Linked DNA regions of Homo sapiens: region 2 is linked to region 1. A link is an interaction called in ENCODE POLR2A ChIA-PET data of the cell type or tissue named here. Cell type or tissue: A673. All regions are shown on one strand.

Region 1 (2,500 bases):
TTCTTGCAGATGTGTGCATAGTGTTCACTGTGACATAAATATAATGTGGAATCATGCCAGATACACCGACCAGCACTGGAGAAAGAAAAATAAAATCCTGCTTCTCCTGCCAAGCATTCGAGTGCTCACAGCCAAGAGAGAGCACCCAGCGCGAAGGGAAGAGCTGCTCCTGGTGGGGACCTCAGTTGTGGGGGGCTTCTCTTTTCATTCAGTCGAAACCCAGGAATTTAGCAAGACTGAAGTGAAGAATCACAAATTAATTCCCAACCCGTTCTCTGGAAATCACCGTAGCTATGAATACCAGCATAGCTGGAGAGAAAGAGAGAATTTCCCAGCTTTCTTAAAGTGAGTAGGGATCGACTCACAGCTCCATTATGGAGAAGACCAGACAGCCACATAGTCACAGCCACAGACTGACTCAGCAAGGTGCTAAGAATTGTGAGGATGGCAGCAGGAGCATCACCAACACCTCTGAGTGCCCTCAAGTGCCAGGCTCCGTGCCACGTAGCTCACCTGCAGCACCTCATTAAATACTCCTGGGCATCCCACCTGCTGGGACACTTATGTCCCCAGAGGCCTATGAGCAAAACACAGGCTTCTCAGTGAGGCCTTTTCTGACCACCCTACTTAAAACTGCAAGCATTCCCCCATCACCCCTATTGCCACCACCCTCCTCCCTGCGGGAACTTCCTCCTCAGCACTGGTCGTACCTTCATCCTCTGTCTCCCCTACTAGTTATCCAACACCCATGGGGTCAGGAATTGTTCTGTTTCCTTCCCTGACACATGCCCACTGCCTATAACTGTGCCTGGCACACAATAGGCACTCAATAAAGAGTTGTGGAAGGAATAAGTGGCCTGGATGGGGAGGGCACACGCTCACCTGTTGCCTTCAATCTCGATGATACGATGATACCGGTCCAGCTCATTCTTCAGGGTTTGCTGGGCGACCGCCAGCTGCCGGCAGTCGTAAGAAGACTTCTCCAGGACCCGCTCTGTCTCCTCAATCTCCTTGCGCAGTGTCTCAATCTGCTCGTTATAAAGCTGAATCTCATCGTCATAACACTCATGGGCACTTTTAATAGCTTGTTCCAGAGTTGTTGTCTGTGGGCAAGGACACGCTGTAAGAAAATCCATCCCCCTTCTTCTCTAAGAGACAGACCTCACCAGGAAAAGGAACCTGGACTCGGTGAATGTTTTATGTTGTTTGTGTGTTTCTCTGTCCATTCGAGATTAGCAATGAATCACTTTGGAATCCTTAAGCTAAAAAGCAATGTGAAAACTGAGCTCCTGTGTCCTTACACAATTTTTTTTTTTTTTTTTTTTGATAGAGGATCTCACTTTGTCACCAGGCTGGAATGCAGGAGTGCAATCTCGGCTCACTGCATCCTCGACCTCCCAGGCTAAAGGCTTCCACCTCAGCCTCCTGAGTAGCTGTGACTACAGGCAAGCACCAACATGCTGGGCTTTTTTTTTTTTTTTTTTTTTTTGGTAGTGATAGGGTCCCACTTCGTTGCCCAGGCTGGTTTCAAACTCCTGGCTTCAAGTGATCCTCCCACCTCAGCCTCCCAAAGTGCTGGAATTACAGGTGCGAGTCACCGCACCCAGCCCTTCTTGCACTAATATCAGCACCCTCTGCAATTAGTCCATAAGGAGGCCCACCCCAAAGGCAGTCTGAAGACAAACCTAGAAAATAAAACGAAACCTAGGCCAGGTGGCTCACACTTGTAATCCCAGAACTTTGGGAGGCCGAGGCTAGCAGATCACTTGAGGTCAGGAGTTTGAGACCAGCCTGGCCAACATAGTGAAACCCCATCTCTACTAAAAATACAAAAATTAGCTGGGAGTGGTGGCACACGCCATAATCCCAGATACTTGGGAGGCTGAGGCAGGAGAATCACTTGAACCTGGGAGGCAGAGGCTGCAGTGAGCCAAGACCACACCATTGCACTCCAGCCTGGGCAACAGAGCAAGACTCTGTCTAAAAGAAAAAGAAAAAAAACTTGCTATCGGTGGAATAATATGTATAATTCAAATAAAGTACATTCTTCAGACTTTAATGAACAAGCATAAATCTGATAGCAAAAAAATAAGTAAAAAGAAGCACATACTAAATAGATAAGATGCTACCTTTATTGAAATACTGAGTGGGAGAAAAGTTTCCTTGTTCTCATTCAGCTTTGATTTTCTCCCGAGTTTGGATCGGCAGAGTTACATTTATGTTTTGGTAGCTAAGGTGTATGTGTGTGCCCTTGTGTACACATAAAATAATGTCAGAGAAATACAGTACATTAATCAGAGCAAGTAAAAATTAAGGGAGGAAAACAGAAAGAGATAGTTTTATATTCAGTGTAAGAGGTTGTGATGATACACAAAGACCCACAAATGCTCAGTCATGGGCCACATAACAGTACTGCAGTCAACAATGGACTGCATATAGGATGGTGGTCCCATAAGAGTACAATGGAGCTGGACAATTCCTGTCGCCTTGTGACAACCGC
Region 2 (2,500 bases), 460 kb after region 1:
AGCTTGTAATGAATATCCCATCAGAATCTACTGGTAGAAGTTCAGTTCTAAGAAATAAGCCACAACCCTAATTCTATTTTTTTGTTTCTGTGTACTTTTTTTTGTTTATATACATTTTTGGGACAGGGTCTGGCTGTCACCCAGGCTGGAGTGCAGTGGAATGATCTTGGCTTCTTGGCTCACTGCAACCTCTGCCTTCCAGGCTCTTAAGCCATCCTCCCACCTCAGCCTCCTGAGTAGCTGGAACTACAGGTGTGTGCTACCACATCCGGCTAATTTTTATATTTTTGGAAGAGACAGGTTTTTGCCATGTTGCCCAGGCTCAAACGATCTGCCCATCTTGTCCTCCCGAAGTGCTAGGATTACAGGTGTGAGCCACCCAACCCAGCCCCAAATTCTATTTTTGTAAGTCTGAATTTACCCCCCACCCCCAACTTATGACAAAGAAGAAAAATAAATTTTAAAAAAACCTCTTAGCTGTAACTTACTATGGTTCTAAAAATTGTCCCTGGCTTCCTTCCTTTTCACTCCAGTGAATGCTGATTTTACCTCCTTTGATCTGGTAAGCTCAGGCAGAGAATTATGTCACCAGTCTTTTTACACTACCTCCGGAATAACTGAAGTGTGCTATTCAAGCCGCCCAGGCGTTAAGAAAAAACCACATGGGAAAGGTCTTTCCCAATTTAGTAAATGCTGAAAAAAAGCAAGCTACAGAGACAAACTTCCCTTGGATGCAAATTAAAAACAAAGCTGGGGCCCGGTGTGGTGGCTCTGGCTCACGCCTTGAATCCCAGCACTTTGGGAAGCTGAGGCACGTGCATCACCTGAGGTCAGGAGTTTGAGCCGAGTGTGGTGGCTCAGGCCTGTAATCCCAGCTACTCTGGTGGCTGAGGCAGGAGAATTGCTTGAACCCGGGAGGCAGGGGCTGCAGTGAGCCAAGATGGTGCCACTTCATTCCAGCCTGGGCAACACAATGAGACTGTCTCCAAAAAAAAAAAAAAAAAAAAAAAAAAAAAAACAAAAAAACAATGCCCACAGCCCAGGGCTCTGCCACAGCAGAATGCTGCTGCCGCCACAATGGCACTCACCTGATGCTTACTGTGAGATAGATTAGGGAGGTTCTCACTTAATAGTGCTACCCTACGAATAGCAACTGTTTCAAGCTCAGGGAATCTCTTCTCACATCCACTGTGAATAACAAGGCTGCAACCTAGCACTGTATGTATTACCACTGCATGTTACTTACCTTTGTGTGCACTGTAAATTTGACTTTGTCTCTCTCACTGAGCGCATCAGGTATGTCAATCTGAAGCGAGGGATCAACATTCAGGTCCACAGATACAGATCTCAGCTGAAATACATTTTTTGCGTATTAGTTTCAAACTCATTTGGCCCTAAAAAATTATTCCAAAAATGAGTAGTTACTAAAAAGCAGTTTATACATAGATCATTTAGAAATGTCAGTTGAGCTGGGCGCGGCGGCTCACCCCTGTAATCCCAGCACTTTGGGAGGCCAAGGCGGGTGGTTCACAGGGTCAGGAGATGGAGACCATCCTGGCTAACATGGTGAAACCCCGTCTCTACTAAAAATACAAAAAATTAGCTAAGCGTGGTGGCGGGCACCTGTAGTCCCAGCTACTTGGGAGGCTGAGGCAGGAGAATGGCCTGAACACTGGAGGCGGAGCTTGCAGTGAGCTGAGATCACACCACTGCACTCTAGCCTGGGCGACAGAGCGAAACTGTCTCAAAAAAAAAAAAAAAGAATTAAAAATTAAAAAAAAGAAAAAGAAATGTCAGTTGAGACATTTCTAAGTTTATGTGAAACTGAGGGGAAACCCATTCTTCACATGCATTGGTATATCCGAAGTATTCCTGTAATGTAAACAACAGCTACAATAATGTCATGTACAATACATTTGGCCAAATACCTGACTGTACACTAAGGCCTGAACTAAATAGAACAAAATCTTGAATTCTTACATAAATGCCAAAGTACAATGAACATTCAAGAGGCATTAACCAGGCCACACAAATATCTGAAAGGAAAACCTGGGGAGATGGCACAGAGAACAGTCATGTGGAATAGGATCCTGGGTGGAGAGTTCAGAGTAAACCTGGGACTGTTTCAAATAGCCAAGGAATCTAGACAGGAGGGGTGAATTAGAAAAACCAACCAAGGCCTTACTTAATTAGCACAATCCCACTGTGGTTACACATGAGCAACAAGTGTGAGCATCACTCTGAATACTCAATTAACTGATTTTCTGAGCTGGAAATTGAGAGGAAAAAAACTACCTAACTCCATTTCTGCCCGTCAAAAAAAAAAAAAAAAAAAAGAGAGGAGAGAACAGTGGCAGCACTAATAGGAACTGGGCTATTAGGGAAAAGTGACTTAAATAAAAGTACATTAAAGCAGACAAGGTGGTGGTCAATCTGAAAACCTGACACACAAGGCACGAGGAACTCATAGCGTAAGCATCTCATTGCCCCATTCCTTTTA

What was found. Peaks named below come from ENCODE experiments on the same cell type or tissue, not always from the same donor. Only the 100,000 strongest peaks of a DNase experiment are listed, where the experiment ranks them.
Region 2: POLR2A ChIA-PET joins it to region 1 with 15 read pairs; 5 of 35 experiments call an interaction of 5 or more read pairs at or near these places.

What each region holds. Positions count from the first base shown.
Region 1 is chr20:17,497,938-17,500,437 of GRCh38, forward strand. BFSP1 (beaded filament structural protein 1) reads right to left here. Exons shown (of 8, transcript NM_001195.5): 6 at 883-1,103. Among named protein-coding and RNA genes, the nearest start is that of BFSP1, 32 kb to the right of the region's middle. In A673, no CTCF peak of the experiment used is centred here; no DNase peak of the experiment used is centred here.
Region 2 is chr20:17,955,687-17,958,186 of GRCh38, forward strand. It overlaps SNX5 (sorting nexin 5), which reads right to left. Exons shown (of 13, transcript NM_014426.4): 2 at 1,247-1,351. Among named protein-coding and RNA genes, the nearest start is that of SNORD17, 6.0 kb to the right of the region's middle. In A673, no CTCF peak of the experiment used is centred here; no DNase peak of the experiment used is centred here; H3K27ac peaks cover 314 bases.